Linked DNA regions of Homo sapiens: all the other regions are linked to region 4. Evidence: chromatin contacts called from ENCODE Hi-C or POLR2A ChIA-PET data. All regions are on one chromosome and are shown on one strand. Each heading gives the region's core, a stretch centred on a gene start or an enhancer-like site at or near the end of the contact. The rest is flanking DNA. Distances are from core to core; before and after follow the strand shown.

Region 1 (6,653 bases), core at 2,923-5,422, 580 kb before region 4:
TTGAAGAAAGCACTCCAGGCAGAGGGAATTTGGGATATTTTTAAAAAGTCTAGATCAGCAGGGTTATGCACCTGGCTAAGGAAGAGGTCCCATACATAGTTTTACCAGAACTTTTGAATTCTCAAGCCTCCCTTGTTTTTACACTGTTCCCTGAAGTGGGCAGGACTGGTGTTGCCGAAGCCCCTCACTCTGAGAGGTGAGCAGAGTGGGCTCTGGGACCTGCCTCTTCGGCTGAGGGCTTTGGGGTGAGTCAGTTCCCGAACAGTTCTCAGGCCTTGCTTGACCCCAGGCCTGGACTTTACTCCAGCTCAGCACTGCTGTAACCCGATCTCTGTGGCCACTTGCAGAAGGGCCAAAACCCTGTTCCCAGAAGAGATGCCAGTGCCCAGAGGGCAGCTTCTCTCTGGTCAGTACCTTTACCCCAGTTCACGTAGGAAAACAGCACTTCTGAGTTCAGCAGAAGCTGTCTCTCGGCTTTCTCCAGGAACTGGGGTCAGGAAGTCATTATTTTGTACGGATTACTTTTCCCCCTAAGTGAAAGTCCAGAGAGACTCAGGGGAACCTTTTTCTTAGTTTTCTCATCGCTGAATTGCAGGCCCATGCAAAGAATCACCCCCAGAGCAGCAGCTGGGGACAAAATCCACTCAGCATAGTGTAATACCATGTCACTTAGAAAGAGCTCCAGCCCCTCCTCACTGGAGCAAATCCCATCTGCTGGCCCCACACTCAGAATCTTTAATGGCCCCTCATAGATGGCTGGGTGCAGGCCACCGCCTTGAAGAGCAGCAGAGCCAGGGGTTAAGTGCATGAGTCCTCTTCTCCGGAGACCATTCTGCCTTCACTAGCTGTGTAACCTGGGGCAAGTTATTTAGTCTTTCTGATTCTTACTTTTCTCTTTTGTAAGATGGGCTGATACTACCACCTGCCCCTCAGAGCCACTGTGAGTAACCTGTGAGATCATGCATGTAAGATATTTAGCATTCTGCGTCGCATACAGCAAGCCCAACATACATGTTGGCTATTTCTTCCTTAAATATGTATTGATATTTCAAGTGATGAAAGTAGTACTTGCGCAATACAAAACAACTGAAAAATACTAGACTGCGTATAAGAGGAAAAAAGACAAACATGTCCTCTTCCCATTCTCTCCCCAAAGAGCTGACAAGTGTTCAAAACTTCATATATCTCCTTCTAGTCCATTATCCATGCACGTGAAGTCTTAAAGGTGTATGCACGTTTTTCTCTTTTCCACAAAATAAAAATATAACATACAAGTTATCCTGTAATTTGCTCTTTCTGCCTTACGTATGGTAGAGACAACTTCATAGTAGTACTAGAAGTTCTATCTCTTTTTCTTTATTAACCAAAAAATATTCTACTACGTAACTGGACAGCAATTTATCCATCCCATTGCCCACTGATTGACATACAAGTTGTTACTTGAATATTAATTGTTGACTGTTATAAACGCTACTAAAATAAGCATCCTTGAGTGGACCTCTCTGTGCTTATAAATTCTTAAAGAAGGAATTCCTGGCTCAAAAGATAGGCATATTTAAGGTTTTATGGAAATTGCTTAATTTTGCCTTCCAATATATTTAATTGTTTGCACACCAAACAATAATATACGAGAGAACATTTTCCCAAGACTGACATGAAATGAGGCATCAGAATTTTATAATACTTCAGAACCATCGCACAGATAGACTGCATTTAAAGGGCGTTTACTTACTGATCCTTAATTTTAGAAGCATAAACTTCCATAGCCATCACCACCCAGGTGTGCTCGTCTTTCAGACTCCCCTAAATGGCAATGAGCTGGTCCAATCAGACAAGCTCTCATTTTCATGGAGGGTACATAAAGGAGGGCGAATGTGACTTCCTGGGCTTGTAGATTATGTATTTCTTTTGTGAAAACATCACACCTGAGCCCCAGGCCAGAACTTTCCTTTTTTTTCTTTCTTTTTTTTTTTTTTTTTTTTTTTTTTTTAGAGACAGAGTCTCGCTCTGTCTCCCAGGCTGGAGTGCAGTGGCTCAATCCCAGTTCACTGCAACCTCCACCTCCCGGGTTCAAGTGATTCTCCTGCCTCAGCCTCCTGAGTAGCTGAGATTATAGGTGCACACCACCATGCCTGGCTGATTTTTGTATTTTTAGTAGAGACAGGGTTTTGCCATGTTGGTCAGGCTGGTCTTGAACTTCTCACCTTGTGATCCGCCCCCCCCCCCGCCCTTAGTTTCCTAAAGTGCTGGGATTACAGGCGTGAGCCACTGTGCCCAGCCCAGAACTTCTTTAATAAATAAAGCCAACGAGTTCTTGGAAGCATTTGGCTTCCAAAAGGACCCAGCCTACATCACATTCGCAAGAAGGGGTGACAGGACTCACGGTTTCTGGGTCACAGTTCCATGTCCACCTTTGAGTAGAGTCTTTCATAAGTTTGGACAATGTACCACCCTCTCTAGAACTTGATTTGCTTCTCTAATGGATGGACTGGCCCTAAAGAAAGCAGAGACTTGAACCGACTGTCCCAGAGAGTATGACAAAAACAGATCTCTTTCTACAGCATTTCCCGAGAATTATCCAGAAGACGTATTTTTTTTTTAACAATCCAGAATTTCTGATATTTTCAACTTTCGGGGATATTGACTCATTTAAATACTGGTCAACTGTATTGAGAAGGGAATTGTATTGGGAAGAGAGCCCTTCAGGAAAAATTGTCAATGAGGAAATTATTTGTTTTCTTGTAACCGTATCATAGTTAAATCTCCATCAGTAGTGGATGGACAGAACCAAACTGCTAGTGTAAAAAGAAGATCTGAATACTTGTCCTGATTCTTTCACTTAGTAGCTGTGTGACCTGGAGCAAATTACTTAACCTCTCTGATTTGCAGTTTAGTTATGTGAAAAATGAGCATAAGTCCCTGCATAATTCATACGGAGGTAGTGAGGATAAATGTAATAATAGATGTAAAAATGTTGCAGTCCACTGGGAAACAGTAATACATGAAAGGTATGCTTAATATTTGGTTGTAAAATATAGCCTTTATTCTATGATGTCCGATTTTCTTGGCATTCACAACACTTAGAACCCACTAATAAAGCCATGCTAGCAAGAGTACAATTAAGGACAAGTTGGAAAACTGCCCAGTTCCCATGCATTTGATCTTAGTGAAGCACAGCACATTTGAAAGGACTGTGGATGCAGGAGCTGCATTTATGGGGAAGTCCCTCCATGAGGCCCTCTCCATCTACCCACCTGACCTCTTATCCTTCTACCCACTCCCGAACAATTTGCTCGGCTCAGCCCCCTCCGATCCAAAGCCTCTGTGATTCTAAGACCCAGGTGTGTTCTGGAGAAGATTAATCACAGGCAGACACAACTTTGCATTTCTTCCTTTCCCACCCACCTAACTTATTTCCACCAAAAAAAAAAAAAAAAAAAAAAAAGCCTTGAAGCAGGCTGGCAGAAGATAAAAGGGTCTCCAGTTTAGGTAGATATGCAAGAAAGGGAGAGCTGTTTGTAGAAACATCAGATCTTTCTTGGCCATGACTGGGCATCACTTTGCCCCATCTCCCATCTTTCCATAGCTAGAAGGAAGGATTCTCCTGGATACCTTCAAGGTTCATTTAAGTAGGACACAGAACTCATTGGCTCCCTTGTTCCTGGACTTCCCCTGCTAGTGGTGTGGTCTTTTCCTGACTAATCAAATCCCAGGAAACTTAGGAAACAAACTACAGAACAAGATATAATTTTGCAGGTGATTCAGCAGCTCTCAGATTTCTGTTCAGCTAGAAGGCAAATTTATCCTTCAAACCAGTATACCCATTTCTTCACATCTCCTGTGTCCCAGCAGTTGGATAAACTCTCCAGGTAATGGTGAATCAAGAAAAGGTCATCTGACAAGCTCAGTGAGTGAAAATGGCCCATCCCACTTTGCTGAAGTCACATCACGGGCTTGCTGTCACTGAAGGTCATTGCCATACCACTTCCTACAGGTCTTTGACCTCAAGGGCCGGAGGAACACTTTTCTCAGGCTCCTTTCTCCCCATTGCTGTGGTCCACAAATGTATTCACTGAAACAAGTAATTCTGCTTAGTTCCGAAATAAAGAAACTTAGGTCAGAGTTCTAACCAGAAACAGGAAATGCAGCCAGGGGAGGACAGAGTCAGAGGAAATTAGGCAGGGTGACTAGAAGAAAGAGGTTTTCAGAAATGCTTTCTGAACCTACTCCAGCACTCTGCCTCCCTGGAAGGCTGTAAAATCCATGCAGTTTATCCCAAATTTCCCACGTACAACACCAGACTCCTTCCTGGCATTAACATTGCTTTCCCTTCAGCACAACCTCTGCTCTCTGTTGCTAATTCAGTTTCAGTGTCTCCTTTCTCATGAACTCATACTCTCATGACCTGTAGCATGTGCAAAAGTAATTTAACGTATTTCACCTGATATTCTCTTTGGAATTCTCAGATGGTGGCATGAAAGTATAATGTAACTTCTGCATGTAAATGATGGATGTGTGAGTTTGTACGTGTGTGTGTGTGTGGGGTGCACACATGTTTGTGTTCACTCACCTGCCTGCGAGCCCATGTGCTCTAGCAATAGGATAGGAAGAGAGCTGTCCATGGTATGTCATTCATTCATTTGATATGTATTTATAGATCTACCACACACCATGCACCACTGTGCCTGCATGACCAGCTACAGGATGAAGAACAATTGCAATGAGGCCCTTGTCTTCAAGGAGCTTACAGTCCAGTGGGAGGGAAAAGCCATGGCAGTAAAGCTCAGGACATGCTGATAGCCTAAATACAGATAACTGTACCCATCCTTTACTTTAATATCCCTTTCAGGCTTACCCTCCACCCGAGTGCCAGACTCCCTTCCATACCCAAACATACCAGCCTCAAATATGTCTCAGCCTTGGAGTGCCATAGGGAGCCATCAGGAGAGGGAATCAATGCTAAGCCCCACCATGAAGAAAGCCAGAGCAGCTGAACACACAGCTTTGAGCTTCCTGTAGGTCACTGCAAAGAAGGAAAGAAAAAAAAAAGACCACATGACCAAAGACCACATGACCAAACTTTCTCATGAAATAATGTGGCAGATTACACCCTCAAATGGTACAAAATTTCCCCATGTAGTTTATCTATTATCTAACTGTTGATTTCAAGGGATGCCAGATAGGGAAAAGTCTTCTCTAAATTGACATGTTTTATCCTTTTCCACTTCCATTCTTACCTTCCCAGCTTTTTGCAGGGACAAATACATATTAGACTGAGGCACATTTTGAAATTTCTGTTCAAAATATATTATTATCCGCAACTCTCAAGGTGGATTCTGAAAGATTATTTAAATATTTTATGCTATTAAATGTTTCAAATACACCAAACAATATGTGTGCCTATGATTTATATGCAAGATATACAGAATATAAAATAAGCACTCCTCTACTCATTCATTCATTCATCTGATACATATGGTATGTTTGGGTATTGAAGGGAGTCTGGCACTCAGGTTGAGGGTCAACCAGAAAGGGATATCAAAGTAAAGTATGGGTGGATTTGTGTGCATTTATGCTATCAGCATGTCCTGAGCTATAGAGTCATGGCTTTCCTCTCCCACTAGACTGTAGTAAGCTCCTTGAAGACAAGCACCTCATTGCAATTGTTCTTGTCCTATAGCCAGTCATACAGGCACAGTGGTTCTTGGTCCATGGTAGATCTATGAGTATGCTCCAGAAGAACATAAAAATGCAGTGACACTCTCTGCTTTCTCCTTCAACAGGTGAACATGATCTGAAATTCGTGTATTTATTGCCTGGTTTTCCTTATAGGTTTCCTCCTATGTATGTGCCCCCAGTCAAGATATGTTTGAGTATTTGAACTTTTTATACGTGGTTCTCTGATGAACGAATAATCTGTCAGTGCCATTTTTGCTTCACATTATATTTGTGAGATCCACGTGTTTTCTTTGCTCATCAATCCTTTATCTGTATCTGGATTCTGGGGCCATCTTCCTTTCCTTTGAACATACATCCTAAAGAAGTTCTATTAGTGAGGACCTGCTGGTAATAGATTCTCTTGCTGTTGCTTGTGTGAAAATATGTTTATTTTGCTGAAAGACATTTCCACAATGCTATAAAATGAAAGTTATTCAACAAATACCTCTTGAATGAACAATTTGCCTTTATTCATTATTACAGAACCAAAATGTATCTGCAAATATCAGTGTTCTGGATAATTCAAAATGTGTTGAGGCAGAGTCTGTCATCCCTACAGAAACACATGTCTCTTAGATTAGAGCTGGGACATTCCAATCTACCCCATGCTGTTTTTGAACACATTTCTCTTCCTTGAGTCAGTTTGCAGTTTGATGGCAACTTTCTCTCAGCCCTCTGAAGATGTGATTGTACTGCATTTTTTTTTATTATTTTACTTTAAGTTCTGGGATACATGTGCAGAAAGTGCAGGTTTGTTACATAGGTATACATGTGCCATAGTGGTTTGCTGCCCCTATCAACCCGTCATCTAGACTTTAGGCCCCTCATGCATTAGGTATTTGTCCTAATGCTCTCCCTCCCCTTGCCCCCACCCTGCCTCCCAACAGGCCCCAGTGTGTGTTGTTCCCCTCCCTGTGTCCATGTCTTCTCATTGT
Region 2 (6,167 bases), core at 383-2,882, 620 kb after region 4:
TACACTTGGCCTCCTGGTCTTTGCTTATGGTTTTCTGCTCCTGGAATATTATTTCCAGCTCTCCTGGCTGCCCAAATCACACTTACATTTTATATTCATTTATTCCACAAACATATCTTGAGTGCCTGCTATGTGTCATAACCTATCCTAGGCGCAGAGGATGCGGTAGAAAACAAAACAGAAAAATATCTCACTTCATGAGCTTCCACTTTGGTTAAGAGAGACAGACACAAACTATCAGCAAGTGAATACAGGGAGTGCATCAGATAGCGCTAGTGCTTTAAAGAAAAATAAAACAGGAGGGTAAGGGGTTAAGTTTTTAACTAAGCAGTACATGAGAGTCCTCACCGAGGAGATGGCATTTAAGCCTGGCTTGAACATTACTCCCTCCTGGAAGCCTCCTGGAAATTTCCCAAGACCAGGGTAGGCGTCATCTTTATAAACTTCTATGAAGCCTTTATTTACCCATCATAGCACTTACCGCACTTTAAAGGACTTTTGTGTTTGCGTGTGAGTGTCAACTGTAAACTTTGTGAGGACAGAGACTGAGTCTGTTATTTATTGTATATCAACAGCTCCTTGTAGATATATGTTCCTTGAACAAACGGATGCATTGACAGCCTACATTATTTACAAGTTTTATTATACAAAAAATTTATGTAGTATTTATTGTAATGTCCTGTGTTACAAATCACTTTCTCACCCACTGTCTCGTTTGAGAGATGTGGGTCTTATTGTCACCTTTTAACAGACACTCAGAAAAGTTAAGTTTCTTGCCCAGAGTGTCACAATAAAGGCTAAACCCAGCTCAATCACAGCTCTCACATCTTCAGACCCAGAGTGCTTTCTAGAAAAGCCCCCTGCCTTCCTGCATGTTCTAAGAAAACGCAAACCACTAACCCCAGGGCATTAGCCGTCCTCAGCCAATTTTTACTGTTCCTCCCTGAGTTATCATATTCTCATCTCCCCAGAAAACTTCCACCAAATGCTAAAGCCAACATTTAAATCCAAAGGTAAAACCTTCTGGAATTCCTTGATGTAGCCACTGCACAGGCTGGCCTGTGTTCTCATATCAGTTTTCAGAACAATTCTTGCCCTCCTGCAAGTCCACATTTAGCAGATCCACTCAGACAACTACAGAGTGGGGATCAATTGAATTCCTTTCCTAGCTGACACTTTTGAGCTAAGACTGTCTTTTCCATGTGTTAATTTTAAAATGTGGGTTTCATAAAAGCTGCAGGCGGAACAGCAGATGGGGGTCCGTTAGCAATCATTAATATCCTCTATTCGTTGCCTGCCCCCCCAATTGATAAAGTGTCACTCCACTTGGGCAAAAGGGGCCAAAAAGGGAGCGGGGCACAGAAACTCACTGTTCAACAAAAGCCCTCCCATGCAGTGAAGAGCTGGCCCCATCAGAGTGCCTGTGTCTTGCAGGATTTGGAGAAGGGAGCCTCAGCTACCCTCCCTTGAGCGAGGTGAAGTTTGTTGCAGGAGTGATGGGACAGCTCTTGGTAGTTTTCCACTTGCTACTCATGAGTTCTCACCCTGTTTGGCTCTTTGTCACTTGGTCCCATAAAAACACCCACTGCAGGATGCTTGCTCATGCCACCCACCCACCAAATGGCATGTGGCAAAGAGGGTCAGAAGTTCACACACTTCCTCTTTGTTTTCTTGTGTTTCTTTCTGCATAAGCACCTCTCAACAGGCCAAATGGTTGTTGTTGCCACATAGATTTTTGTATTGATGGTTTCCTGCCATCCCCTCATTCTCAAGAGTGGATGGGGGCAGAACAGGGGAGAGTTAACTATTTTGATGAAGAGCAGTTTATAGGATGAATAGGCACAGACAACAAAAGTAAGCCTGGATGCTTTGAAATGAGCTGCTTTGTATTGAAGAGCTTGCTTCTGCCCTGCAATACTTCCTTGCAGTTGAATAGATACTGCAGAGAGTAAACACACTTATCTCTCTCGAGAAAGAAAAAAAATTGTGTTCCCAGGAAGCTGGAAAATTCTCCCATAGGTATAAACATTTAGGAAAAAAGAGATAAGCCGCCTAATTCTAATAACTAGGAATAACCAATTAGGTCATCTGTCCTCACCTCTGTCACTTCTCTCTGAGGCTTGTGGTGTTCAAATTCTGCTACCCTTAACTTTCTAGAAGGAGGGAGAAACACCTCAATTCCTTTCCACTCTTCCGGTTCAGATGGTTCAAACAGCTGGACTTCTTTGACAAAAAAAAAATGACTTTAATCATGATAGAAACATAGTACTTGAAACACAGAACAAACAGAAGAGAAAAACATTTTCTGTGATAGTTTTCTCTTTTGGTTTCTGAAAAGTGAGCAAAATTTTTAATTAAAAAAACCCATAAAATTGCCTTAGGACACTCTCGACACAGATGAGAGAAGACAGTCATTAAAATAAATTACAGAATGGGAAATGGCACCATTACCATTCTCCACTGATTTTTTTTAGAAGTGTCTTTTACCAAAAACCTTTTTGACATTCTAATAAAAGCAAAATGTTTTAAGTTAGGAGTGGCTTTTCAGAGCAATATCCCTTTGCCTCAATGGTTACTAACCAAAATACATGGATAAGATAAATCTGAATAAAAGCAAGAACTAAACCAAACTGAATTAACTTCTTCTCAGCCAGAGGTTAATTTTAAAGCATTAAGCTGAACCATCATTCCTGATGATTGTGGAATGAAGTATTTGGAAGTATACGTTTCATCAACAACTGGGAGACACGGAGTGTGGTTAGGAGAATACCTTGGAATTACACAGTGCTGGGTTCAAACCTGAATTGAGTCATTTCCTAGTTGTGTTCTCTTGAGCAAGTTACCTAGCTTATCTAAACCTGAGTTTCTTCATCCATAAACTGGGAATAATAATAACTGTTTCATCTGTCACAAGGTTGTGAAAAGGATTAAAAGATAATACAAAATGCTTAGAGATACAAAAGGTGTAGTAGGGTGTCTGGTACCTTTTAAGCAAAGCTATTATTACTGTATGGAATATTCAGAAAAACTACTAACTGCTGCACAATGCACACAATTTTTTCCTCATGTGTGCAAGGACTTGAAACTAAAGAATAGAGTTTGGGATCTTCCTACATGGAAGCATGTTAATCATGGTCTCAAAACCAGATTGAACAATATTTGCAGTCAGCTTGCAAACTTTCACAGTATCAGGTCACATGGGATGGTTCTCAGGGTCCCAGGAGAGGGATTGAATTGTGTTGTCCTCAAAATTTATATGTTGAAGCCTCAATCCCCACAGTGAGATTGTATCTGGAGATAGGGCATTTAGGAGATAATTAAGGTTAAATGAGGTCAGAAGGGTGGGGCCCTAACCCAATAGAATTGGTTGCCTTATAAGAGGAGGAAGAGAAATTCCTCTCTCTCTCCCTCACTCCCAACTCCCACCCCAGCCCTGCTATATGCACAAACTAAGGAAAGGCCATGTGAGGACACAGCGAGAAGGCGGCCATCTGCAAGTCAGGAAGAGAGGCCTTACTTGGAAGCCAATCAGCTGGCACCTTCACCTTCCTGCCTCCAGAACTGTGAAAAATGCATGTCTGTTGGTTTAGCCACACAATCTATAGTATCTTCTTACGGCAATCTGAGTTGATTAATACAGAAGGAAAGATATCATTAATTTTACCCCACAACCAGAAAATCGAAAACATGCCTTACTGAGCAGAGAATGCTTCCTCTCTAGAATACCCCTGTCCCACTCTTGAGAGCTGGCCAAATGTACATAAAATTGATGGCTTTATCTGATTTTGAAAGAGAAATACATCAAATCCCAATTTTTTTAAGTTAAGTAACTTTGACAGGGGAAAAAAATTCACCTCCCAATGGAGGGCATAATTTGTACAGTAGTCTGTTGGGGGATACATTTTGTTGCACAATTCAAACCTGTAGCCAGGATTGAGTAAGAAAGCAACTTCAATGATTTTGGAAGAAACTGCCCTAAAACCGGAAGCCTTAGTTCCCTTCTGAAATACATCTCTACAAGTGGTTCACAAGTTTAAAGACAGATGTTATCACCAGTTATTGAAATGATAGTTTCCCCAGGGAAATGGGCACTGCCCCAAGAGAGACAAAAATGTAGACAGAGAATGAATAAATCCTGAAATGTTCTAGTAATTTCTACGACAACACCTCCCCCTTCTTGCCAGCTCTACTCTAAGCAGATGCTGCTGAGCCCTCTGAACCTTAGAAGGGTGGCCTCTGCAGGGTGGAGGCAGAGGCACTGGCTGGGATTCCACAAATTTGCCTTCAAATTCGTTTATTTGCTTAACGGCTATTCATCAAGGACCTGTCATGCATTACAGGAGAGTAGTGAGGAACTGAGTCTAAAGCCAGACTGTGAGATCAAGTCCTGCTGTGCCGTTTACCACGGCCAGGTGGCCTTGGGCAAGTCAGTCCATCTTCCTAGGCCTTGATTTCCCAAGACAGATGGGCAGACTGGGAACAGCACTTGCATGTCATCACAACCCTGTGTGTGCTTGTGGTTATCACAGCTGCTCCCTGCCCCAAGGGTCTATTCCTGGTACTGGCATCAGCTACCCCTTTTCTGATATTCTGTAGCTCTGTGACCTTCAGCAAAACATTTAACTTGCATTTGCTTTCATTTCCTCATCTGCAAAATGGAAATGACAGTGCCTGCCTCACTGGATTATAGGAGCATTCAGTGAAACATATATGCAAAGTGCATGATATAAAATGGTTGCACAGGAATGTTTTTCTTATTAATACGGATTAATTGTTTTTTTGCTTCCATCTTCACCCCATACCCTTTTATTATATTTACATAGAGAGTCCTTCTCAGCCCTTGGCCATGGACAAATCCTGAGAATGCTCCTGGTGAAAGAGGCAGCTGTGTTTCTTCCATGTGAACTTTCTCTCATTGGTCATGTGGGGTCAGGGTCTTGCCCACACAGCATGTAGTGGAAGTTGAAGTAGTTATCTAAATCAGGGGTCAGCAAAGTTTTGCTGTAAAAGGCCAGATAGTAGATATGTTTGCCCTTGCAGGTCACACAGTCACTGTCACAGCTATTCAACTCTGCCGATGTGTGAAAGCAGCCTTGTACAATCCACAAATGCATGAGGATAGCTGTGTTCCAATAAAACTTTATATACAAAACAGGCAATGGGCCAGATTTGGTCTGTGATCTGCACTTTGCTCACCTCTGATCCAGATTCATCCATTCAACAAATATACTGCATGCCTTATATGTAACAGGCACCATTCTGGATGCTAGGAATATAGCTGTAAATGAAATAAAGCCCTCACCATAATGGAGTTCACATTATGTTATAAAGGTATTAATATTGGTTATTGTCTATTTCTCACACTGAAGACAGCAAGTGGAGACAGTTTTTCAAAAAGGGAGTAATCATTTGGGTGAAATGCTGCTGAAGTTTGGGTAAACCAAGGACTCAGAACTGGCCATTGCATTTGGCAACAAAAGAGTCACTGGTGACCTTGATGAGTGCACTTTCAGAACAGTGAGGACAGGCCAGGTGTGTGGCTGTAAAGGGAAGCACAGCAGTGAGAAGGGAGCAGGGAGGGGCTCAGCCTCAAGGGAGAAGGTTGTTGTGTTGTTAAGATGGAGAGGTTAGAGCTCATTTGCATAGAGAATGATCCAGAAGAAAGGTACAGTTGTATGTCATGATACAGGAGAGAGAGAAGTGGTTTTCCAGAGTGGCAAGAGGACACGGTCCCAGTGCCCTGGTGAAGTGCTCTCCTCTGCAAGGAGCAGGTCCAGTTCATCCCTGGGAACAGGAAGGAAGGCAGGGCCAAGGGGCAGAGATTCAGTTCTGAGAGAATAAATCAGTTCTCCTCCAATTGCTTCTATTTTCTCACTACAATCAATGAGAAGCAATATCATCAGATGGGAATGAGAAAGGGAAGGAGTTCTAAGGAGAGATGAGAACATTTGAAACAGCCATCTCAGAGGTAAGAAATTTTCCTACTAGGACCCTTGGTCAGCCTCTGGCCAGCCTTCAAAATGGGCTCTTTGTGTTGGATGTCCATTTTGGGTGCAACCGAGTCAAGGGATGGCCATGGAACATGCATTACAGCCTGTCCTCTCTGCATAACTGCCTAATTCTCCTTAGCCAGTAAGGAGGGCTATATGTTGAGTCAGATAGTTTTC
Region 3 (7,012 bases), core at 2,088-4,587, 550 kb before region 4:
AATATGTAGAACAAGTTGGTGGTTAGTTCACCAAAACTAACCACCTGGAAAGTTCAATGCAGGAAGGAATGTTTAAATTGGGAAAACCTGGATGTATTAGTAGTCCGAAGTGCAGGTTCTAGCTGAGATTGGAATATTGGAGAGATTGAAGATATGGGACAGAGTAGGGATGATGAATGAAAAAGACTTGAGGAGAAGGAAAGAGATGCAAAGGCATAACTTGGAGACTTCAACAAAAAAAAGAGATGCCTTATGGACTGAAATGGGAATTACAGATGTTCAGGATTTATACATATATTAAAATAGATAACACTTGCAACAAAGTTGGGGAAGACACTGTCTGTTTACTTTAATATTTTATTAAAGTGGCAAGTTTGTCTGCCAAAATTAATGAGCTTGTATGAGATAGAGTTCTTGAGAAGACTGATGGAGCTTTTTCATAGACATTGAAGGGTATTGGAAAATGAGTCCCTGAATAGGAAGTAAATAAATTTATGGGAGATATTGGGAACCTATCTGATATATCAAATAATATATTTTTTCTAACAGTATCCAACCACTTTGTTATAGGAACTAAGAATGTGGCTTGAAACATTGATCCAATTTTGTAGTTTTGTTGAGGGGGTGTTACAGAATGATGGAGGGCAAGGAAATTGAGGGTCCTCGTTATTTTAATGATGGGATCCAGGGGAGGAAAAGAGGCCAGGAGAGGCTGATTCTGAAAGAACATTAGGTACCAAGGGACCTGGTAAATCTAAAAACCACATAGTTTTAGGAGTAACAGTAAAACCCAATGAATGAAAATTTTTTATCAGAAAGTGGAACATTTGTATTTGAGAATTCAAGGATGGAAAAATTCCAGGATTTAACCTTAAGAGGAAGTACCTGAAATGGAGCAGAGATGAAGGCCACTGGAGATGTGGAAGTTAAGATGGACAAAGGAAGACATTAGAGGGGTCATCCATCTGAACTCCAAAGTCACTGGAGATTATGGTGGATCAGTGGAATTTGGGTGGAGAGAAAACTTTGTCTCAGAGGCTAGATTTTTTGATAAATGTATAGGATTGGCTTGGAAGACAGCAGACAATTGAAACAAGTGGAAAAGATGATATGTAGAGAATTAACCTCAGTGGAGCAATGATATTTAGAGGGCATAGAGGATAATGATTTGGAAGCCTGTATGGGAAGTGAAGAGAGTACTTAATCCCACCTCAGGTGCCTAAGACCTAGAAAAATGATCTGAAGGGGCTTCAGGGAGGAGGTATAATGCTCAAAGAGAAAACAAACCACTCAACCAAACTGAAGTCGTATTTTACCCCTAAAATCCTTATCATTGGCTTCATCATCAGATGTGTTAACAGTCTACAGGTATCTTGCCCTCTCCTTAGCAGGTTTAATAATTACAACAGACACTTTTTAAAAACAATGGATATATTTGTATTTAAGCCAAAGTGATCTAGGCAAGCTCACATTTATTTATATTTATAAAATAAATTATGATATTCCATTAAGTAATTTTCTGCCAATTATTTTCAAGAGAGGATTTAAAACTGCTTTTTGGTACAAACATGTATTTCATAAAATTTTTCATGAAGTTAAGAATATCTGGTTGTCATTGTTTTGAGATGAGCTGTTTAGGGTGTAGGAAACTTTACTATGGGGAAAAATGCAGATACTATAAGTAGCATAAAGTCTGCTATTGACAATAGCACATTAATAAATATTACTATCTGGTTGTCATATAAGATTAATGAGTGATTATTTAGGGTTGAATACATATTAAAACCATTGGGCCACAAGGTAGCCTATTAAAATAGTGCAGGTGTGAAACTGCAGTATAATCCAGGAGCTGATAAAATATGGAAATATTTGTCTATCATTTAAAAACTATTATTCCATATTCATAATTTTAAATTCTTAATGTTTTTTGCAGAAGTCAGCAATTTGGCAGATCCTATGTGAGAGAACTAAACAGTTTCATAAGCTATCCAGGTGTCTCTCTCAGAATTACTCCTCAAAATGTTTTTTAAAAACATTATTCTGGAAAAGCATTGATTATGTAAGAAATGTACTGACTGACAGATATTTTACTCCTGCTTACATTATGATCTTTGTTGAACATATGAAGGCTTTTAGGAACTATTTCAATTTCTCTGAAAACATAGTATCATGTAGTTGTAAGTGGTAATAAAAATAATGATAGAAGCTAAAAACAAGCATGTCTTATGTCCTTGGCATAATATCAAGTGGATTTATTTGCATTATTTTATTTAATTCTCACATCCCCCAAAAATCAAAAAACCTAAAGCAAATGCTTTTATTCTTTCCATTTTAAGGATGAAGAAATTGAAGCTCAGAGGTAAGTGAGTAGAGGGTCAATTTGATGGCTTGTTGATGTCATCAAAAATCTGTGCTGTGTCTCTTGTTCTGCACAGAATCCTCAGGTCACAAGATAGAATTAATTGTTACGGAGGTCACTTGTAGGCACAGCAACAGCTGGCCGGAGAAGGGAGACACGTCCTTCCAGGCAGGGCTTTGTAATTAGAGAAGAAAACCTTTTCCAAAGTGCTCGAGATGCCTGCCTTCAGGTCCCAGTCCACAGCCAATACTCATAGCCCAGCTGCATGGGGGCTGATACATCTACTCTCTGATATTTTGGGACGCTGGTGGAGGGGAGCTTTCTGAGCAAGGAGATGTGTGGAGGTAGAAAAGCGTTGAGTGTAGACAACCCACATGGCTTACCACCCTACTAACTCCTTCATGCTTATACAGTTTAACTAATAGAAATCAAAATTTCATGAGTACTTATGTTTCCTGAATGACAATATGTAAGGCAAATAGAGCAAACATTGTGCTCTAATTTAAATGAATTATACCCAGACAGATATATTTATTTATTTGACTCTAAATAAGCAATGCTAAAGAATTTTAATTGAGAGATTGATTAAATGAAAAAGTACCCCTAGATAGAACAAAGCCAAATATGTCTCATATTTGTCAAAACTAATTGGCATTAAGATATTTACCTGTCTGGTGAAATTGTGTTTGGACTTGGGTGTCTTTTAATCTAATTTCTATCTTCCCTTACCTTCCTGTGGGCCAGAAGTCCCATGGTTGTCTGGCAAAAGTTTAACTGGACAAAGATAACTACATCAGCAATGTTGTTGAGCTCTCCCAAATCAAATGAATTGGAAGACTCCCCAGTGATGCTTAAAACTCAGCATAGAATGTCTTTATGTGAACCAGAACTTCATTTGACCTTTGCTAGCTTGAGATCAGTAGCAGCAGCCAGGAGACAATGACTCATTTCTGAATCAACCAGGATAATTTTCACACCTGTCTTAAAAAGCTTTGCCCCAGGAGTCCAGAGTCCCAGGGAAAAGACACTCTGTCTATTTCTAAAAGCCCTTCAAAGGAAACAGGGGCCACACTTACAGCCTAAGGGGCATTCGTTCTATTGAAAGAATGGGGTTACAGCATTGTGCCAGACCCCATGGCTACCATGGTTGGCAAAAATGTATTAACATATCCAAACACCAAAATCACCTCCAAGTAGTAGACAGGGCTATGCTGAAACCAAAGTTTAAAAAGGAAATTTGGGCAGTGTGCTGTGACTCGCACCTATAATTACAGCTACTTGGGAGGCTGAGGCACGAGTTGCAACGAGCTGAGATCGTGCCACTGCACTTCAGCCTGGGTGATGGAATGAGACTCTGTCTCAAAAAAAAAAAAATTGCTCCAAGTATAATTTGAAACACTAAGTATTAATCTATCTACCTATCTACCCATCTGTCATCTATGTTTCTATGAATATAACTACGTACTATCTGTATATATCTGCACTTTCCTATAATACAGATATATCATGATGGCTGTTTTAGAAAGGGTATTGTGTTTTTGAAATATTTTATACCTAAAAATATCTTTTAAACGTTTAGGGTGTGTATGAACACACAGACAGGTTATTATTTACATCCTCGTAATGCCGATTTGTCTTCCAGAAACTGTGAACAGCAATTCATTTTAAAGTTACTTTGGTATTTGGAGATGAACAGCTTGGTTATTCTTTGTTCCCTATCAAGCATCTGTCAAACTCAAGGATGAAACAGAGTGTTTTGTGTGTTTGTGAGCAGTTCTCCTGAAGTCACATGATTTTTTTCTTTTGGTAGCCCTTTCTGTATTAGTAAATATGTAAATGTATCCCCCACATGGAGCTTTCAACTGTGAAATTAACCTATCCCCAAGGCTTCTTTGAGTAAGACCAGGTGGTTCATACTATTTCCCTTCTAACTACAGCAAGAATCCCCTAGGGAAGAAGAGAGGAAGTGAGATTTTTGACATTTGTGCCGTGAAAAAGTGTCAATAGGTAATCTGAAAATGTCCAGAGGCATTCTACCAAAAGCCAGTGAAAATGATCTAATAAGTACTAACTTTTTAACTGTTAATTTGTGTAATACAACACTCATCTCTCTTTCTTGCTTAAAACAGAAAGCTCCCCCGCTCCCTTCTCGCATTTAAACTACAGTTATCAAAGGTTTAACGATTTCACCATTGGACATAGTTCAAACAGTACAGGCAGGAAAGAATGTTCAGCTGTCAGGGAACCAGCGCAGCCAGGGTGCTCCAGACAAATCGCTGTACATCATCAGCTGGTTTTAATTAAGAGCAGACTCTGTGCTGATTTTTCTCCCCCCCCCCACCCTTTCTTTGGTGAGTTTACACAAAGTGATTTGTAGTGTTCTGTCTTATATGGTATCTACTCCATTGGAAACAGAGGATGTTCGTGAAAATAACTCGGGCCAAAGTTTAAAGCAGATTGGACTATCTAAAGGATAACTTGAGATTTTTTTTTGTTTGTGTGTGTGTGTGTGTGTGTGTGTGTGTTTTATAGTTCACATCTTCTTTTTTTTTTTAACAGTTTACAGTTTTAAAAATATTTCTTTTTTTCTCTTTTTTTTTCTTTTTTTATTATACTTTAAGTTCTAGGGTACATGTGCACAACGTGCAGGTTTGTTACGTATGTATACACGTGCCATGTTGGTGTGCTGCACCCATTAACTCATCATTTACATTAGGTATATCTCCTAATGCTAGGATAGCTTGAGATTTTTATCTCGGCCCTCGAAGAAGAATGAGTTAAGTTTATTCATTTTCCCTTCTAAAGGGCTGAGTCTTTTGCAAAGTAGGGTTACATGGTTATTATTATGCTAGATTGTTATTAATGCTGATCTAATATTAAGGACATTTTATCTTGTAGTCAATGAAAAAATACTTTATGCTGCAAAGAGCTACAGTCAATAGATATCTTTAGAGCTTTATTTAATCAAAGTTTCGTTAGTGAGTAAAGACATTTTTCAGCAAGTAAAGACTTCCCTCAATGAGTAAATCCTTTTGTAGTCATCAAACAAAAAAAATATAATTACTGGAAGACACCTTAGAGATATGCAGTCTGACCCTTTGATTATGCAGATGAGAAGATATTGCTCTCCTGAAGAATGAATGAATGAAACTAAATACCCGGGCTTAGAGTTTTCCCTGAGGCCATGGGCCTTGGTACTCAGAGTGTGGCAGGCTGCATGCATATGACTGACTCCTTGGAAAAGGGGGTCTCAAAATGATTTAAAAACATTTAACATACTAACACAAAAGATTATGTTAAATACTAACACTTCTCTTTTACATGAAAACTGACAAACGCAACACTCCATTTGACTAATTGGCCATAGTGACCAATTAGCTGATTGGTAAAAGCAGAATTAGAACCCAGTATCCCCTAGTTGCCTTGAATAACATCAATCTTTTAATTTAATGTACTTCATTCAGAAATTAAATATTGTTCTTCACACAGTGGTTATTTTCCTCCATAGGCCTAGCCATTTTCTGGCCATGGAAGCACAGTGCAGCATAGTGGCCATGGTCGTGGACTCAAGCCGATCTACCGGGGTCCCAGTCTTCCACCTATCATTTACTCACTGGGGAAACTCAAATGAGTCCTCTAGCTTTCTCTGCCTTGGCTTTCCCATCTGAAAAGTGGGGGTAAAACTGTTACCTCCTTTCTGAAGTGGTTGTATTAACTATTAATATGTGTAAAGCTTAGCACTGTGCCTGGTACACAGTTCTATAGACACGCTGGCTTAGTAATGTGGATCTTCACCCTTCCTGATCCGACTTCCAACAACACGACGTCAAAAACTCAAGGCATCCTCTGTGGGCCTTTATTACTCTGTAAATTATCTTGGATCCAACACTCTTTGCTGTGGTTTTGATGTCTTTTGAGAAAGAGGAGGCTTGTAAATAGTCTTTCAATTTCAGTAAAACTCACTGGCATTTTTAATTGAAATCGTCAAGAGCAATGACATGCATACTACAAAGTGTCACTTGATGCCACCTTCAGGAGTACAACAGGGGCTGAATAGGTCACTGCCTTGCTGCAAGGAGACATTTGAGATGTCCTCATGTGACTCTGACTCCACATTGAGGTTACTCAAGATCACCAATTTATGAAGTTATAGAGAGACGAACCCAAACTCACCTTCTAGTTTTAGTAAATCACCACTGTGTCAGAATAGTTGTAAATGGCATATTCTGATTAATCACATAATTGGCAGAGAGGTTACACATATGTCATACCCAGTGCATCAAGCTTTGATGAATTACCAAAGGTTGGCAAATGGTGACTTGGGGAACAAATCTGGCCCATATCTTTTTTTTTATATGGTATCATGGGATAAGCATAGTTTTTCCTTTATTAAAGCATTGTAGGGCCTGGCGCAGCGGCTCACGCCTGTAATTCCAGCACTTTGGGAGGCTGAGGCAGGCAGATTAACTGAGGTCAGGAGTTTGAGACCAGCCTGGCCAACATGGTGAAACCCTGTCTCTTCTCAAATATAAAAATTAGCTGGGAGTGGTAGTGGTGCCTGTAATCCCAGCTACTCAAGAGGCTAAGGCAGGAGAATCACTTGAACCTGGGAAGTGGAGGTTGCAGTGAGTTGAGGGCACGCCAGTGCACTCC
Region 4 (6,954 bases), core at 542-3,041:
CCACCCAAGGCACTGCTTTTCTGCCATCCAGGTATCTGGGAAGTCAATTCATAATCAGTAGGTTTCTTGGAAAACATGGACTAGGGGTACAAAGAGGCATTTATCATCGATTATGAGAGAAGTCAGAAAACACAGTGCCAGCCTCAATGGCCCTGGGTGCTGAGATGCTGTGTCCAACACTTTCTGACCTTCTCCCTTTTTAAAAAAATTCTAGACTCCATGCTGTTCCCTTGATCTTTCTTCAGCTGTTCTAAATATTGCCTAAGCCACAGGTTTCTCCTAAGTTCAGTAGGTCCACTGAGACTTCCTAAGACCAAGCTTACATTAATCTGGAGAAGGTGGTGCAGGATTCAGGAGGACGAGAGAGACCTCAGGTTGAAACAGGAGAGTTTTTACTGAGTGTACTCGGGCCCAGCTGACTCAACGTCCAAAAGACTGGGCCCAGAACAAAGACAGCACCTGACTTTTATACACACTTTACAAAAGGGGGTGGGCTAGCTTGAAGTAAGCTTACAGTGGCATGAAAGCAGGGATACTGAGGCAGGACAAAGACAGGATTGCACATGACCGTTGCCAAGCAACCCAGATGTCCGTTATCTAGTTTTGCCTGGGCATGGGCTTATCCTATAACCTTTACTATGGTGCCCAGGCAGCTGTAGTTTGGGCCTACTCAAGCTTCTTATGACCTTTGTTGTACTTCTTAGAGAAAACAGAATACTTGAAGTCACTAGTTACAGAGAAGAGGAACCTACAAACTCATTTCATAAAACAAAGGAAATTTTTTTTTCTATGTTGAGGGAGTGCTGGGAGAGTCTTCAGAGCACATTAGATAACATTATTAGGACCTTTCCTGGGTCTGGGCTGTGCCTGTTGCTGCCTCTGGGACAAGTCAGCCTAATACAGGAAAACTTTTTTTTAAATTTTATTTTTTTTTAATTTCCAGCCTCAAAGGGACCAACCCATCTTAGAGACTTCTACAGACAGCCCGTCCCCCTGTTAGGTGACGATTTTACCAGTGTAGACCTCCCAGGATGCATTATCACTGCCAGCATCTGAGGCACTTGTAGTAACCACTTTACGCGGACCTGAATCATGAATGCTTTCCATGGAAGTGACTCAGAGGAAAAACTATTTTCAAAGCAAGAATTGGCAGGGCAGTGGAACTGATTGGATGTGCAGTTCAAGCAAGAAGGAAGAATTAAAAGTGATGGAGAAGTTGAGTTCCTGAACACCAGAAGGTTTATGGACATGGAGCTGGGCTGGAGAGGCTGAAGCTGTCCTGAGGTGGGGGAAATTTAAAGGAGTGGGAAAGGTGTAGGGGACAACTGTCCTCTTTGCCATCCAGAATCTAGTCACCCTTCTAGTAAGCCAGAACCCTAAAGTTTCTCCAATGATCTCACAGAGTCAATGGACATGAACTTGAATAGAACAGGTTGTGTGAGCTGCTGCAACCATCTCGTCACCACGTGGAGCCTGAGAAAGGCATGCAGTGGGAGGGGGCAGGGACGAGATGGAGAGAGATCAGAGAGATTAAGAGACTCCTGAAGCAAGCTATATTGGTTCCACCCCAAACTTTTCTGTTACATGAGCCCAACATATTCCCTTTTTTGCTTAAGAAAAGAAAAATAAAATAGAATATTAAACAGTGCAACTGCTGTAGAAAAGTTTGGTGGTTCGTCAAAAAATTAAACATAGAATTATCCTATGACTCAGCAACTCTAATTCTGAGTATATATCCAAAAGAACTGAAAGTGAAACTCAAACCAGTATTTTCACACCAACGTCTGTGACAACATTATTCACGATAGCCAAAAGGTAAAAACAACCCCAGTGTCCATTAACAGTTAAATGGATAACAAAATGTAGTATGCACATGCGATGGAACATTGTTTAGCCATCAAGAGGAATGAAATTCTGATACATGCTGCAGCATGGATGAGCTTTGAAAATATTGTGCTAAGTGAAATAAGCCAGGCACAGAAAGACAAATGTCTTGTAACTGCACTTATATGAGGGACCTAGAATAGTCAAATTCATAGAGATAGAAAGTAGAATAGAAGTTACTAGGGGCAGGGGTTGGCGGGGTGGAGAGGCAGAGCTGTTGTTTAATGAGTACAGAGTTAACAATGGGGGAAAATATTTTAGGTACAGATAGTGATGATGGTTACACAACACTGGGAATGTATTTAATGCCACCGGATTGGATGCTTACAAATGGTTAAAATGATAAATATTATATATATTTTGCCACAATTTTTTTAAAAAACAGAAATTTATTATCTTGCAGTTCCAGAGACTAGAAGTCTGAAATCAACATGGGGGTGGTGAGGGTGAAAAAAAAAGATGATCAGAGAGTTTGGACATTTTTAGTGACAATCTACTCTGATAAACCAAGCACCTGAATTCCCATGGGAATAAGGATATGTATGGTCACCTTTACCAATTGACTGACTGTTTCCTCGGGGTCTCCGATGAGTTGGCTGTCTGGCGCAGGGTGCACAACAGTTCTTAAAGCCACACATCTGTCCAAAAGCTCAAAGAGGCAATAGTACATCTTACACTATTGCAGATCTTCCAGTAAGTACATATATATATCTCACTGTAGTGCTGGGAGTAACATGGTGGCCTCAACAACCCTGGCAAATTGCCCTGTAACAAAACAGCACTGTGGGAAGTCACCTTTACCAATCATTGGTGCATCATAACGAGAGTCTCCTCTTTCTTCTATTCAGGGTTATTTGAGTTCTTTTGCTAATTTAACTGTGGCATCTGGCCTGGGAACATCAAAAGACAACAAAACTCCTAATCATCAGGGGAAGAGTCAAGTCTCCCTGCCCCAGGAGTGATGACTTATTACAACAGCTCTGGGTTGGTGCTGATGGGTTTGCATGTTCCCCTTCAGAATCCATCCTCTGTGGACTTGAACCTACCAGGGGATCATGGTGAATTCTTCCAAGGTCTGGGGAGGGGTTGGTGCTCTAGGCCTCTGGTAATTTCCAAACGGTGTCTCTCTGAAGGAGGGCTGCCAGCCAGCAGGTTCCAACAGGGTCACACCATCCCCATCCACCAGCTCCTGGGATTTGCAAAAACACAAAAACAACTTTGCATTAACAGTCCATCTGAAACCCAGAGAAAGTGCGACCAGGCCTTTCACCAAGATGTGAAGCCTCTGCCTGGCCCAGAGGGATACATGTGTACTCCAGGCTATATTCTGAACCTTCATGCCTGTGACCGGGCCATGCCTCACATGTCGTTCCTACTAAACTGACTTGATCATGTCGAGCCCCTGTGGTAATCCATTCTCCCTTTTGGTTTTGAAACAGGGTCTCTCGTTGTTGCCCAGGCTGGAATGCAAAGGCACGACCACAGCTCACTCTAACCTCAAACTCCTGGGCTCAAGGGATCCTCCCATGTCAGCCTCCCAAGCAGCTGAGACCACAAGTGCGCACCACCACACCCAGCTAATTTTTTTGTTTTTTAAACCAGGTACTGTGAGTGCTCACCTGATTCTGGGCTCTAACAAAGGTGTTTTTTTATGTGTGTGGAGATAGTTGTTAAATTGGTGCCTTGCTGGGTGGATGATGGGTGGAGCCTTCTATTCTGCCATCTTGCTCCACCTCTCTCCTCCTTTTTATTTTTTTAAATAAAAAGGGGGTTTCACTATGTTGCCCAGGCTAGTCGCAAACTCCTGGGCTGAAGTGATCCTCTGGCCTCCCAAAGGGCTGGAATTACAGGCGTGAGTCACTGAACCCAGCCCATCTACTCTCTTAGTGTTCCCATCCCCACACTGTTCTGTCTTCCCTTTACCAGTTTATCCTGTTCTCAACTTTGGTCCAGATACAATGCCATTTTTGTGGACCAACCTTCCTCATCTTCACTGAGGTCATACCTGGGTTCAAACACCAGCTGAGACATCACAACCTCTATGACCTTGAGTAGCCATTCATTTTTTCAGGTATGCATCTGTATGATGGGCTTGATAGTTCCATCTGTTTCAGGCAAGGTTCCCTTGCAGTCACAGGAACCACTCTAACTATTTTAAGCAGAAATGGATTTCATATAGGAGTAGTGTGCTCACAAAACCTTCACATGGGTCAAAGAAGCAGGCTAGAGAAGAGGCCTGCAGGAAAGACTCATAAAACAATACTGCAGGACTAACCCACCAGGGAAGCCACCTCTTTTAACTCAAGCACAAAACTCTAGAATCAGGAAGTGGCACAGCCCCAGGACCTCTGAATCAACCTTTGCTTCCAGTGATGTAACACCTCAACTGTGATGGAGATCAGGGGCTACCATGACAATGTTTACCCCCATGGCCCCTCCACACCGACTAGATCTGCACCAACAAAAATATATATGACCCTTACTGCCACTCCCTTCGCACTTAATTCAGTTCCAAAGTCAGCTCTCTCATGGCTGCACCTAATCAGCAGCTTCCAAATCATATGTGGAGCCCTGTTTGCAAGGCAGGCTGGGAAATAGTTTCTGTCTCTTCAGCTCTGTAGAGAGGAAAAAGCAGAAGAAGGTTGCAGTGAATGGATGAGGTCTCACTCACCTCAGAGGGGTGTTGTGAAGAGTGCAGCAAGACTCTGACATCCTCATCAGTTTATTCATTCATTTACTCGGCAAATGTTTATTGCCAATTATTGCACCGGGAGTTCAATGATGAATGCCGCACAGTCCGTGCCCTCAGGGAGCTTACAGTCTATGCTATGGGCTGAGTTGTGTCCCCTTTCTCAAATTCATATGCTGAAGCCCTAACCTCCAATGTGACTATATTTAGAGCTATGGTTTTAGGAGGTAAAGCTAAACAGGGTTATGGGGTGAGATCCTAAATTGATAGGATTGGTGACCATATTAGAAGAGAAGCAGACACCAGGGCCCTCTTTCTCTGCACACACACACAATGGAACTGCACTGGAGGATACCTCAAGAAGGCAGCTGTCTGCAAGCCAGGAAGAGTCTTCACCAGGAATGGAGCCACGCTAGTCCCATGATCTCAGAATTCCAGTCTCCAGAGCTGTGGGAAAATACATTTCTGTTGTTGAAGCCACCAGTCGGTGGTACTTTGTTATGGCAGCCTAAGCAGATTAAGACAGTCCCGGAGGGTTCAAGCCAGAAAGCAGGCAAGTCCAGCACAGGCTGGTAAATGCTAGTGGAGGACAAGCACCAAGAGCTCTGAGAGCACAGAAGAGGGGCACCATTATAAGCCTTAAGGGGCCAAACGAGACATTTGGGAATCTAAGGGTAATGCCAAGGTTCAGAGCGAGGAGAGATCCTGGCATGATTCCAAACACAAGCAAGTCAATAGAGCTAGAAATGCCCTATTTCTAGGGTGTTTGAGGAGTTTGCAAAGGAAGGGGTGAGTGATCAGGCTAGAGCAGATCCTTCTAGGATGGAATCATTGGAAGGACTCAAAGGTATGCCACAGGTGCACTCATCTACAGCTTTAATAAAGGTGAGGGATAGAGCACGTCAGGAAAAGAGAATGGAGGCAACCTAAGAGAGGCTAGAAAACTTAGGCACAAACCCTCGCTGTCCTTTCTCATTTGCACAGCGTGAACTCGGTCTTCAGAATGACCCACCAAATGTGTGCACATTACCTTGATCGAAAGGGAGCTTTTGCAACTCTGCAGAGGGATCTTTTAGAGGCAGATGAGGCTGTGTAACTGGTTAAAGCAGATGTTACTATCAATCTATACACCCTGAAACAGTGTAGACAAGCCAGCCCCCAGTGCTGCTGGCAGAGTTGCAAACTTTAAATGCCACCTTGTAAATCATCTCATCTTTGTCTACTGCAAGAGTCAGTACCAGACAGGGTGAACAACCATTCTAGTTTGCCCGGACTGAGGGGAGTGTTTCAAGAAGACAGGATTTTCAGTTCAAAAACCGGGAAATATTAGTTTGGTACAAAAGTAATAGCAGTTTTTACCATTAAAGGTGAAAACTTTAATGTTTTTAAATATTAAAAGGTTTTTGCTGACCGGGCACAGTGGCTCATGCCTGTAATCCCAGCACTTTGAGAGGCCAAGGCGGGTGGATCACTTGAGGTCAGGAGTTCGAGACCAGCCTGGCCAACATGGTGAAACCCCATCTCTACTAAAAATACAAAAAATTAGCCAAGCATGGTAGTGCATGCCTGGAATCCCAGCTACTCGGGAGGCTGAGACAGGAGAATCACTTGAATGTGAGAGGTGGAGGTTGCAGTCCAGCCTGGGTGACAGGGCAAAATTTTGTCAAAAAAGAAAAAAAAAAAAAAAAAGTTTTTTGCCATTACCTTTAATGGTAAGAACCACAATGACTTTTGCACCAACTACAAGGGAAATAGCCTTATCTTACACAAGATAAATGCATGTTCAGATCTCATGGGCACTGTGAGCTGCATGCAGAGATGCTGTGGGTGCCCCACAGAATCCCTGAATCCCCTCTGCTCTCACAAGCCTTGGAGGTCCTGCTGCAGGTACGTTGGATTCCCCTGAAGGCTGTTTCAGCTTCCCTGGGGGACAGGCTGGAAGTGCTGCATACTTAATGACACCAGCAACAGACCTCAATGGGAGTGGGAGGACAGACACACACCCCTGCCTCCTTACCCTTTGGGTGGGCAACTCTGAGGGTGTTCCACACTCCCCCACAAGAGGGCTCCACCATGTTGTGCCACCATGGAACAATGGCGGTCCATGGCTCCTTGCTGCGTCCTGTCTTACTTCCCTGTTCCCCTGCCTGTGTTTCCCAGGATGGCATCATTTGCACCCAAACCCTTAACTTCAGGGCTATTCTGAGGGAACCCCAGCAAATACCTGCTGCTAAGGATGTTTGACTCTATATGGATTTAGAGAAGGAGGACAAGTAGGGCAGTGGCATCATCATATTTGTATTTTTATTAAGAATAGAAACAAAAATTCCTGCCTTCACGAAGCCTACATTTGAGGAAGGAGGCTGTGGTGGGCAGAATAA

The links. Hi-C counts contacts between places; a loop is a spot of excess contacts on that map. ChIA-PET counts read pairs that join two places held with the same protein, here RNA polymerase II (POLR2A). Pooled maps may share reads with other maps.
Region 1: a map with no recorded cell type shows a loop between it and region 4 (7-fold over the local background). The contact joins two enhancer-like sites. A Hi-C loop is called at or near these places in 4 of 37 single-sample maps with no recorded cell type and 2 of 50 pooled maps. POLR2A ChIA-PET finds 5 or more read pairs at or near these places in 1 of 52 experiments (Caco-2).
Region 2: a loop to region 4 is called in a map with no recorded cell type, with 18 times the contacts of the local background. The contact joins two enhancer-like sites. A Hi-C loop is called at or near these places in 8 of 37 single-sample maps with no recorded cell type and 5 of 50 pooled maps.
Region 3: a loop to region 4 is called in a map with no recorded cell type, with 11 times the contacts of the local background. The contact joins two enhancer-like sites. A Hi-C loop is called at or near these places in 2 of 37 single-sample maps with no recorded cell type and 2 of 50 pooled maps.

What each region holds. Positions count from the first base shown.
Region 1 is chr21:35,220,175-35,226,827 of GRCh38, reverse strand. The region is part of intron 1 of LOC124905015 (a long non-coding RNA gene); the gene reads left to right. Among named protein-coding and RNA genes, the nearest start is that of RUNX1, 170 kb to the right of the region's middle. Within about 2 kb of position 4,172, at least 3 of the 41 ENCODE cell types and tissues checked have a DNase peak (open chromatin) inside an H3K27ac peak, as active enhancers do.
Region 2 is chr21:34,018,541-34,024,707 of GRCh38, reverse strand. The region is part of intron 2 of LOC105372790 (a long non-coding RNA gene); the gene reads right to left. It overlaps LOC105372789 (a long non-coding RNA gene), which reads left to right and starts at 5,672. Exons shown (of 3, transcript XR_937678.4): 1 at 5,672-5,968. RefSeq lists enhancers at 4,048-4,227, 5,701-5,860. Within about 2 kb of position 1,632, at least 7 of the 41 ENCODE cell types and tissues checked have a DNase peak (open chromatin) inside an H3K27ac peak, as active enhancers do.
Region 3 is chr21:35,186,881-35,193,892 of GRCh38, reverse strand. No RefSeq gene overlaps it. Among named protein-coding and RNA genes, the nearest start is that of RUNX1, 140 kb to the right of the region's middle. Within about 2 kb of position 3,337, at least 4 of the 41 ENCODE cell types and tissues checked have a DNase peak (open chromatin) inside an H3K27ac peak, as active enhancers do.
Region 4 is chr21:34,635,193-34,642,146 of GRCh38, reverse strand. No RefSeq gene overlaps it. Among named protein-coding and RNA genes, the nearest start is that of RCAN1, 24 kb to the right of the region's middle. RefSeq lists enhancers at 1,549-1,658, 1,689-1,888. Within about 2 kb of position 1,791, at least 2 of the 41 ENCODE cell types and tissues checked have a DNase peak (open chromatin) inside an H3K27ac peak, as active enhancers do.